Regions from separate parts of the Homo sapiens genome. Here region 1 is linked to region 2. Evidence: chromatin contacts called from ENCODE Hi-C or POLR2A ChIA-PET data. All regions are on one chromosome and are shown on one strand. Each heading gives the region's core, a stretch centred on a gene start or an enhancer-like site at or near the end of the contact. The rest is flanking DNA. Distances are from core to core; before and after follow the strand shown.

Evidence for each region. Hi-C counts contacts between places; a loop is a spot of excess contacts on that map. ChIA-PET counts read pairs that join two places held with the same protein, here RNA polymerase II (POLR2A). Pooled maps may share reads with other maps.
Region 1: a pooled map shows a loop between it and region 2 (10-fold over the local background). The contact joins two enhancer-like sites. A Hi-C loop is called at or near these places in 1 of 37 single-sample maps with no recorded cell type and 4 of 50 pooled maps. POLR2A ChIA-PET finds 5 or more read pairs at or near these places in 1 of 52 experiments (BJ).

Annotation. Positions count from the first base shown.
Region 1 is chr18:54,772,089-54,777,830 of GRCh38, reverse strand. It overlaps a transcript of RAB27B not described here. Among named protein-coding and RNA genes, the nearest start is that of RAB27B, 54 kb to the left of the region's middle. Within about 2 kb of position 2,035, at least 8 of the 41 ENCODE cell types and tissues checked have a DNase peak (open chromatin) inside an H3K27ac peak, as active enhancers do.
Region 2 is chr18:54,145,856-54,151,798 of GRCh38, reverse strand. It overlaps MBD2 (methyl-CpG binding domain protein 2), which reads left to right. Exons shown (of 7, transcript NM_003927.5): 7 at 1-193. Among named protein-coding and RNA genes, the nearest start is that of SNORA37, 74 kb to the left of the region's middle. Within about 2 kb of position 2,623, at least 10 of the 41 ENCODE cell types and tissues checked have a DNase peak (open chromatin) inside an H3K27ac peak, as active enhancers do.

The sequences.
Region 1 (5,742 bases), core at 786-3,285, 630 kb before region 2:
AAGTACTTTAAAACTAGTTAATTTTAATTAAATTCATGAAGAAACTTGTTTTTTATTACAGCATAAAGGAAATAAGAAAATACACTTTGCAACTTAAATCTATGTTTCAGAAGATAAAATGGAAAATTAAGACAAGTAGTAAACAAAGTTTACAGCTAATGTTAAATACAGTCACCCTAAAGAACTGCAGCTGAGAGTACAGATAATTTACTTCCTGAGTACACAAACTGCATTTGCAGTTCTCTTCTCTGATTACTTAAAACAAAAGGTAAATCATTTCCATGCTGCTCCACACATCTCTCTCAAACCCTTCCAGTTTGTACTCTAAAACTCTCCACTGAATTTAAGCGCAGCTAGAGCTCAGGTGGAGTTTGCATGCACACTGGGCTGCAGAAATACTGCACCCATTTCTAACCCTCTAAGGATCAGTTTTCAAGTCAATGCATTTCTAGTAACATTTTCTCATTCACTACCTGCACCCATCCCTGTACCCAAGAGATCTAAGAGAACTGCAAGTTCTCTGTCCTGCCCAAGTACTTTCTCTTCCTTCTCACTCACTGTTAATTATTTACCATTCTTGATGCCCTTCTTTGCTTAAACAGACCAAAATTCAAATTCTTCAATCCTGTAACATTTCATGCATTTTATTAAAAAGTTATTGTAAATTTGAGGATTTCTCTCACATTTCCCAGAATGTATACAAATAAAGCATGCTTCTAAGCACCATATTTTTATGTGTGATCTATGTTATTGTGGTCAGATTTATTTATTATTTTAATTTTTTTTTGAGACCAAGACTTGTTTTGTCACCCAGGCCCAATACAGTGGTGCCATCTTGGCTCACTGCAACCTCTGCCTCCCAGGCTCAGGTGATTCTCCTGCCTCAACCTCCCGAGTAGCTGAGACTACCAGTGTGTGCCACCACACCCAGCTAATTTTTGTATTTTTAGTAGAGACGGTGTTTCGCCGTGTTGTCCAGGCTATTCTCAAGTGATTCACCAGCCTTGGCCTCCCAAAGTGCTGGGATTACGGGCATGCCTGACCATGCCAGGCCCGAGATTTATTCATTCATCAAACCTTCACTGTGTGACTGACATGGTGCTGGAGATAGTCTAGGCATTTTGGTCATAAACTTGAATAAGACTCCAGAGGTGTTCACAGTCCAAGAGGCAGACACACAAACCAACAACTGCAGAACATTGTTGACATGGCCCACACAGAAATCTGCACAGGGTATCATGGCAGCACCCACTAGAATCTATCCTCTGTGAGGATAAAGAAGTTGTCTGTTTTACGCACTGCTGGTTTTGCAATCTCCTAAAATGAGTGATGACTACTCTCTTCTGGATTGTCCTTATTATGATTCATTCAACCACAAGAGATGGAGGTTTCAGGAAACCCCCAGCCAGTTGGGCTTTACTGATCCCTGTTGCCTACACAACGCAGGGCTCAGTAATACTCAATATGAATCAGGCTGCTCCTGCTTTCTGCCTGAAGGTCAGAGGCTTGATTTTATTGAGGCCTCAGAAAAGGTTTGGTTTACTTGGTAGTTGGGGTGGAATAGAAAAGTGTGCGGAAGGGATGGAAGGCATCTCTGCCTCTAGCCAGGCTTTGCCTGCCTGAGCAGGAGACCATTTCCAGGATTATGGGCAAATTTCTTTCCTCATCAGAAACACTAACAGGCTACTTTCTATGACATTTTCTTAAAAAACAACAACAACAACAAAAAACACCGCCAAGCAAATTCAATTTAATTTGCAAACAAATAGGATTTATACACAGGAATTTGCAGATTCTACACATTCTGATTTTTGTACAACTCCAGCATCTTTTCCACAAGAGATTTTTGGTGGAGATGCCAGCAAGTCTTATAATTTTCCCATGATTATCTTATGACATCACCACACTTCCTGGTGCCTGGTGCACTGCAAGGCACCTAGACGCCCAGTAGGTGGATGATGTTGAATGACTGTGCCGAGGCTGACCATGAGCTGATATGAGTGACCGGTGCATTGGCAAGAGATTGGGGAATATTAGAAATTGGCTAGGTGACAAAGAGGGGAGTTTCATGAGCATTTCAGGAAGAGGCAGCAGCATGAGCAAGAGCTCTGAGTTGAGGCAGCATAGATGTGGAGGAAATTACAAGTAGTTTCATGGGAGAGGGATATAGAAGTTGATGAAGAGATAGACAAAGTTAGATTGCAGGAAACATCATATGTCAGATTCAATTCACTGCAGCAGATATTTATTCTGGGGTCAGACTCCATTTGGTACATATACATTAGTGGCATCCTGAAGGCCAGGAGGCAAAACATGACAATTGACAGAAATAGGAAGAGTTTCCGCATGATGAAATGACCGGTTTGTAGCCTGAGGCAGCAGGCTTTTGGAGACAAATCTCTGGACACATTTTCCTTGGCAATATGATGCCAAGAGGACAAAACTTAGGCCAAGAAATCTACCCTGTTTTCTGGAAGAGTAATGGCTGGAATATTGTTAATTTGGCATCAATTCCAGATTTAAGAATAAGGTCTGAAGCGCAGCTGCTCCATTCTATCATTTAGCTAATGGGAGCTTGAGGATTTGCCAGACATTGTTTCTGGGCCTTACACGATTTCAGAGCTGTTTTATGTTGATGCTGTGGTCATGGCCTCTAGGAAGATGCCACGCCAAAGAAGGGGAGACACAGTCCCAAGTTGTGCCTGGATGAGAAGCTGAACACCTGTTCTGAGGTCAGGCTCTCTGAGGAAGCAGTAGGAAGGACAGAGGCCAAGTTCCTCCCAGGATGCAAAAGCAGTGACTGATAGCTCCCGACAGCACACAGGCTTTTTTTGTGTTTATTCATTCATCCACTGAGCAGATATTAATTAGGTGCCAAGCATTTTTAAGGTATAGTTCTAGGCTCAGGGCTCAGGGGATGCAGCAGTGAACAAAACACAAGCAGCCTCTGATCCCGTGAGGGGAGGCTGAGAATATACAAATAAACATCAGCTACTTCAGATACAGGAAAGTTCTGTAAAGAAAACAAAGCAGGATAATGGGATAGAGAATGACCAAGAAAAAAGAAAAGATGCTATTTTACTGGCTTAAACAATTGTTGAACAGTGTTTCTTTATTACAGAATAGAAACAAAAGTGAAAATGAACAGTCTTGACCTCTCTGGATTGTAAAGGGAATTAAAAGGAATGTGTTTATGAAAGACTTAGCTATCTCTCTAAAATGCAATAAGCATCAATCATCAGTTGCTTACATTTTTACTGCCAGTTTTTAATGAGGATGAGGATATTCTAGAGGTTAAGCTCTCTTAACAGTAGTCAGGAGAACTGGCTTCAAAGCCTGTCAAATGCTCTGTGTTTGGATTCTGGTTCTACCCTGAAAACCATGTAACCTGAGTCAGTTACTTTATCTCTATGAGCTTCTGTTTTCTTACCTATAAAATGGAAAAATAATAGTACCTTCTTTAAGTTGTTGGAAGGATTATTGAGATTACACATCAAAAGTGCTTGGTTCAGTGACTGGCACAGAATAGATACTCAATATAAGTTACCTATTAACATGCTAATATTTTTGGAAAATTTTCCCAACATTAAAATCAAGCCTTCTAGGGTTATAATTGTTTCTGAATAGTAATACATGATTTTTTGTCTCTTACCATCACTTGTTGGAGGAGGTAGAGTAGAATGCTGGTTGAGAGTACAAATTGGCAGGGATGCCGTGTGTGTTAGCTATTCAGTTGCATAGTTTCTTGAAGGCGTCTCTGGTTATTATTTGAAGACAATAATAGGAAAAAAAATAGAAGTTGTATTTAGTTAAATTAACTAACCTATTCTGGTGGTAGAAAGTAGATTGTCTCAGCCGGGCGCGATGTCTCATGCCTGTAATCCTAGCACTTCGGGAGGCCGAGGCGGGTGGATCATGAGGTCAGGAGTCCAAGACCAGCCTGGCCTTGGTGAAGATAATGAAACCCCATCTCTACTAAAATACAAAAATTAGCCGGGTCTGGTGGCAGGTGCCTGTAATCCCAGCTACTCGGGAGGCTGAGGCAGAGAATTGCTTGAACCTGGAAGGCAGAGGTTGCAGTGAGCCGAGATGATGCCACTGCACTCCAGCCTGGGTGACAGAGTGAGACTCTGTCTCAAAAGAAAAAAAAAAAAAAGAAAGTAGATTGTCTCTTGCTTTATGTCTCTCTGTCCTCTGCTAGAATGTGAATCCTCATGGCAAAGAATCCTTCTTATTCGTGTGTATCTATAACACCTAAGATAGTGCCTCGCAGAGTTATGTGCTTGGAAGATAGGACTACCTGTGACAAAATTCACAGTGAAAGAGTAAAGACTATCATACTGCATCATAGAATGAAACTAAGGTTCATGACCATGGCAATACCTCTGTCCCTTTCCTTTGCAGAAGCTTTGTGGTCTGTTTCCTTTTGGGAAAACCAGGCCAAATTCATCTCTACCCTTGGTGCAGCCACTCTGCCTCTACAGCCCCTTCACCAAGGCAGCACGCCATGGTTGCTGAGCTTCCATTTAGAAGGTACATCAAGAGCATCTTTGAAGAGAATGGGCATCCCTGTATTGAATGATGACCTTAGTAACAGGAAAATTTTGATCACTCTAACTATTTACTTGACTCTAAAAACATTTATTTCCTTTAGTGCTTTAGAAAATGAAATTTCAAAGCTAATGTCTGCTCAATTTAATTAAATTCAGGACAGAAATATGAGATGGCCTTTGCCAAATGAACCAAAAAAGGATTGGTGAAGATTTAAAAAAAAAAAGAAGTATAGGCATGGCAATTGATCTATGGCTTTAAAAACATTCTGAAAATACAGTGGATTTGAAAGTGCATGTAAACACAGTCATGGAGTAAGAAATGTGTGAAAGGAGCACCGAATTAAATTCTGAAGCAAATTGATATTATTCTTCCAGATGGCAAAGGGAAAGTTGTACAAAGAAAGGAGGAAACAGATGAAACCATGAAGGACAGCATGCAATGCAATATACAAGGTAGGTATAATCACCATACCTAGCCTGATGATTATACCAAGCATATCCCTAATGAAAACTTGTTAAATAAGTGAATGAATAAGAAGCATGGCTTATAGTATTGATTATGCAAGAGATTCAATATTAAATATAACATCTTAAGGGTTTTTTAAATAATTAATAAAAGAGACTGAGTTTGGAGTAAGGATTTTAACTGTCTTAAGTCAACGTAACTAGTTAAAGGCAAAATGTCTCTTGTTTTCACACTGGATGTCTATTTGAAATTTGGCTGCATATAACGATTAAAACGAAAGATCTCACATTTTGATTCAAATTGCTGTGTGGAATCGTAGGAACAATCAACATGGATAAGCCTAGAGGCCAATACAGAATTAAGGATGAGCCACCACAACATTCTCTTTTCTCCAGAAGAGGCAGGAGAGCTCTAATTCCCAGTCTTCATTTGCACATGCTGTTATTCACAGATGAATAAAGTGTGCCACTTTGTTAGTCACCCCCTGGGTCCATAGCATGTAAGCACAGAGAGGAAATGGTCCAAGAACCATTGGCATCTAACCCATGATACATTATGTTACTAAATATCTGGCATGGAAATTGGCTAAACCTCATCAGGCAGTTGCCAAATGTCATTTAACAAAGCAGTCCCTATCCAGGACCTCTATGTGACTATACTGATAATATTGTCACTAGAGGTGACGAGACACATTCCCTAAAGAAACTCATCATTAGAAATAAA
Region 2 (5,943 bases), core at 1,374-3,873:
AATCTCTTTGAATATAAGATTACTCGTTTGGATTTTTAAAATAATATAGATCTTCATAAATAATTGCAAAGATATAAACAAGCTTTGTGATTTCTCAAATGCTATGAAGTCCAAAATAAATATTTGCACTATTAGTATTTCCATAGTAAATGCTATGAGAAAATGTACAGCAATAAATTTTGAAGCTTTAAAACTGTTTGTGTAAGTCATCTTCAATGACTTAATCCATGAAGGACATCTCTGGATCATGTTTCTCGGGCACAGGGGACATCAGACTGGGGGGTGGGGTCCCAAAGTTCACAGGTAGGGCAGGGAACACCAGTCAGTTACAACCCAATTAGCTAGCAGTAGCTGTGGGATTTGGACTTGGAGCAGCAGGCTGTCAAAATGCATGACTCGAAGGATCTGGAGTAGGCTTTAAAATTTTAATTTGCATGCTGGTTTTCTCTATAAGGGCACATGCAAATTTTATGTGAAAATAGTTACTTTTATCAATTATTTGACTTTTAATGATGGGAAAACAAAAAGTGTTTTATTTCCTCACATTTATATAGCATTTAATAATTTATGGAACACTTTCACCTCCATTAATGTTATCTTTGAATTTTAATCTACATGTAAGCCATGTAATATGTACATATTCTTCTTCTCCTCATTTATGAGTTAAGGAATCTAAGACCCAGATAAGTTAAATGACTTATCCTAGCCAATAAGATTCAGAGAGGGAAATTTGAATGTAAAGGTTTTCTGTCTCGAGAACGCCACACAACCTTCCAATGCTATTCTCCACTCGGGTCTTAAGCTGACAAAAAGCAACACAGTTTGGTTTAACAAGTACAGTATGACTGTGGCCTGAAAGCAGAGCGATTCTTCCTAGGAGATCTGGTCCTTTTGTGGGTGACTAGTCAAAGCTTTTCCAGTAAACCTCCCTGCTGAGAAATCTTTACTAGGATTATTTATCTTATAAAAGAGGTGAGAATAGGTAAAGCTTCTTAATCACAGAATGTTAGGAATTATTTTTATCCGACGGTTAGCGTTTTCTTTGTAGTACTTTCAGCTTTTTGCCTCATGAACTTGATCCTCTGAGAAGTCTGGCAGCAAGATGCAACTGGACCATAGGCCCTGGGGCAAGAGTCCCCAACCTTTTTGGCACCAGGGACTGGTTTCATGGAAGACAATTTTTCCAAAGAGCAGGGTGGGGTGGGGTGATGGTTCTGAGATGAAACTATTCCACCTCAGATCATCAGGCATTAGATTCCCATAAGGAGTGTGCAATCTAGATCCCTCGCATGTGCGAGTCACAGTAAAGTTTGTGCGCCAATGAGAATCTAATGACACAGCTGATCTGAGAGGAGGCGGAGCTCAGGCGGGAATGCCTGCTCACCTGCTCACCTCCTGCTGTGTGGCCCTGTTCCTAACAGGCTGAAGATCAGTACGAGCCTGCTGCCGCCCAGGGCTTGGGGCCCCTGATGTAGGGCATGTGTAAAACCATTCACTGGGAGTGGGACCTTTTAATATTTGTTTTTATCTAATGTTATTGTGATTCTAATTTTTGAGTGTTTTTTAATATACATATTAGTAGAACAGTACATGTATATTATTTGTAAGTAAATATCCATAAATTTGGGAATACGTTTTTGTCTCAGAAAGGATTTATTAGCAAAGGAGTTTTGAGACCACTGCTCCAGTGCAGGACTCCTCATCGGGGGTCCATATTCCCCTGGAGTCAAGGAGCCTGCCAGACTCTTGCCATTACATACACAATTTTATGACGATGTGCCTTTCTCCTGGGGTAGTATCAGTAGCTTCTGTAGAATTCTCAGTGGGGAATGTATATCCAAGAATGAACCACTGAGGGCTGGTCTAGTGATTTCACTCCACTCTTGAGGCAGAATGGCTGTCACATACAAATTCAGATCATCTACAGCTTGATTTGTTATTGTTGTTGTTGTTGCATTTGTTGGTAGCCTCCAAATGACTTTCCATTTTGATTTAATGAATTAATGCTAACAAAATACCTAATAGAGTGGCCTCCGTATGGTAATGTATTTCATAAATGGGAGCAACCGCTTCCCCCAAAAACAAACAAACAAAAAACGCTGGTAAATTGTTAGGTATTGGAATATGCTTCTTGGGGAGTTACCTTGATTTTCGCTGACTGGATAAATATTCCCTGGACTGAGAGAGAACCAAAGCAGGGAGTTAATTGTGTGTGTGTTGGGAGAGGTTGATAGCAAGCAAGAATATGCTTGTTGAACACAGCATGATTCATACGAAGGCCTTACACCCAACAGTAGCTAGTTGTGAGAAAACAGAAACATTTGGAAACTTGAGGGGACTGATACAAATAGCAACATGGTAGAATGTGCTACTGGGAATGAATGCCTTCTTTTAAACCTTTCTCTTCCTCTCTTCTGTCTCCTACAAGAGCCGAGTCACTTAGTATAATTTTACAAATGAGAAAACTATAACCTTCCAACTATGACTTTCATTTTAAGAAACTCATGTGGCTTTTTGGAACAAACAAGATTTTGGTTTTACAGAAGCTGCTGTGAGAAGAGGATGAATTAGTCACCTAACTCTGAAAACATTTAACACTGGGGGTGGAGGGCTGGGGGAAGGGTGAATGCATTATTACTCAGTGAGTCAGAAACACACTCAACTTTACTGGAACTTTGTATTCATTCAAGGAATGGTCACAATCTTTGTTGTTGTTGTTCTTCCTCTTCTTTTTTTAAAATGACATTCCATAGGCTCTATTGCCATTTTATTAAAGATCAGTAGAAAGGCAAGAGGAAATATGGGTGTGAATTAAAGAATGGAGATAATTCAAATTACTCAGGGAAATTTCTTTGTGATAGGGTGGGACTGAGGTCCCTGATTTTTTGCTGACTGTTAGTCGGGGTTTGTCCTCAATGTCTAGAGGCTGCCCACATTCCTTGGCTAATGGCTCCTTTCATCGTTTTTGTTTGTTTGTTTTTGTTTTTGTTTTTGTTTTTTTTTGAAAGCCTCGCTCTGTCATCCAGGTTGGAGGCTGGAGTGCAGTGGCTTGATCTTGGCTCACTGCAGCCTCTGCCTCCCGGGTTCCAGTGATTCTCCTGCCTCAGCCTCCTGGGTAGCTGGGATTACAGGCATGCGTACAACCATGCCTGGCTAATTTTTATATTTTTAGTAGAGATGGGGTTTCACTATGTTGGCCAGGCTGGTCTTGAACTACTGACCTCAGGTGACCCGCCCACCTCGGCCTCCCAAAGTGCTGGGATTACAGGCATGAGCCACCATGCCCAGCCAGCTGCCTTAATCTTTAAAGCCAGAAATCAGGTCAATTTGTCTTATTGCTCCAACTTCCCCTTCTGCCTCATGTCTTTCACTCCAGCCAGAGAAAGTTCTCTTCCTTCAAAAACTCATTTAATTAGATTAAGCTCACCCAGATAATCCAAGATAATCTTTCCATTTTGAGATCTGCAAACTTAATTGTATCTGCAGAATCACTTTAGCCATGTAACCTAACATGATTACAATTTCTAGACATTAGAGCATGGGTAATTTTTTGGAAAAGGGCCTTCTGCCTGCCACATACTGTTAGCTACAAGTAACAGATTATCAGTCTCAGATGGCTTAAACAATAAGGAAATGTACATTAAATGTATCTAAAAGACAATTCTAGGCTACTTTAGATTCTTAATGCAAACCACAGGGCTCTAGCTTTGCTTCTGTGTAGTCTTCTAATCATGGCCTCTCCTTCGTGAATTGACTTCAGCCTCAGCTCAGTAGCAAGATGCTTCCAGGTGTCCAGACATGACAATGGCAAGAAGGAGAAGATAGATGTCTTCCTGTGCCTGCTTTTTATTATTTATTTATTTATTTACTCTTTTAAATATATGATAGAGATAGGATCTCGCTATGTCGACCAGGTTGGTCTTGAACTCCTGATCTCAAGCAATTCTGTCTCAGCTTCCCAAAGTGCTGGGATTACAGGTATTAGCCACCACACCCAGCCATATGCCTGCTTTTTAGAAGGCCCCAAACACTTTCCCTTGTACCTCATTGGCTAGAATTGGTTAACACGCCCATTCCTAAACTAGTTGCTGAGAAAGGGGGTTGGAATTACCCCAGATGGCTTAGATTAATCATCATATGGGAGTGTTGGGGCTGCTAGGGGGTCAACCACAACACCTGCTTCAATCTTCTGTCTCAAACTGCCTGCTATTCTTTTGTGCTTTCCCCTACCTTTGTGCTTTCATTTTTACTGGTTTCTCTGTAGAATTAGCTTCTTTTTTTCTCACAATCAGTCCGGACCCTATATTTTCTTTTCTTTTTTTTTTCCAGATCCCATCTTTTACTTAAGCCAAAAAAAAAAAAAGCATCACATTTCTTTCCTAAAGCCTTGTCAAATGCATTCCTCCCTCCAATCTGTCCCTTCTCAGTAGCGTGACTCTGCCTGACACCTTGTATATGAGTACATATTGCCTGTTCCTCAAATGCTTCTCATATTACCTAAGTTATAAGTTCCTCTAAGACATGAATATGACTTCTTAAAAGAATGGATTTGGGCATGAGTTCATAAACTCATTCCCAAATGAGTTAAGTATCAAAGTTGGAGGACACAGTCTTCCACAAGACCACCCTCACTTCTGACACCACTGCAATCTCCTAAACTTGCACAACCACCCTCAAGTTTGATAATTTGCTAGAAGGACTCACAGGACTTGCTAAAAATTATTATGTTCATGGTTATGATTTGTTGTAGGGAAAGAATACATGTTAACATTAGCCAGAGAGATACACAGTCTGCAAGGGTTCCAAACTTAAAGCCCACATTGTCCTCCTCCCATTGAGTGAGGAGACATTACCCTCCTAGCATTGATGTGTGATATATACGGGGTATTGCCAACCAGGAAAACTCACCTAAGCTTTGGTGTTCAGAGTTTTTAACCAGGACTGTGCTTAAGACATGATTGATTGACTGCCCACACGATTTTACTCAGTCTCCAGGTCAACTGAATGCATAACACAAAATCCCCACCCTAACTCACATGGTTGATCTTTCTGGAGTGGTCAGATCCTACCCTGACACATGTGGCCCTACCCTAAAATCCAGTCTGACCAGGTCACACCCTAAAAAGAAGACACCTTTTATCAGATATGACCTAGAATATCCCCCAGACACTGAGGGGAAAGGCTAGTTCTTTATTTGGGCAAGGCCAGATTCTTTATTTCATACTTTGTGATAAGTATTTTGGTAGTAAACACTAATTTGGTTATTACTGTGGCCCTGAGAAAAGTTCCCTTGATAATTAAATTAATATTTAGCTATTCTAGAATTATCATATTTTAAGAGCAATTAGCATTTAATGCCATTCCACTAACGCTTTGTTTTTCAACTTTATTCTTTCTATGTAGGAATACTTTCTTGTAATCATCGCATAAAATAAGCAAGATAATTTCTCTGTTGTGCTTCTTCACAAATTAGATAAGATAATTAAGACATAATTGCTTTCTTTTTCCTTAATATGGAGCAAATAAATAGTTCAAGAATATACAACAAGGGCATAGACTGAGTAATCTTGCAAACACTTTACCTCCTGGAAAGCAAAGGCAATGATCTCCATTAAAATTCAGCAATAATACTTAGTTATTATAGCAATTACAAAGCCATAGGTCTTTCCTATCTCTAATATGTTTTAAACCTTTTTAAATACATTTTTTGTCTATACCATATTAGAACTATTTTGGTTCTAATCTTATGACTCTAATAAAAGAGATAAACCAACTCAGTGAGGCTATAGGACAAGAGACAAAGTCTTGACATATATTATTTCTATAATAAAGTCATCATTATCTGGGCAGTCCTGAGGTTCCAAAGTCGATATATCAAGGTGAAAAATATCTCTCTCTATCCACCCAGTCAAAATTACCCTAGAAAACTTTCTAAACCCCTAT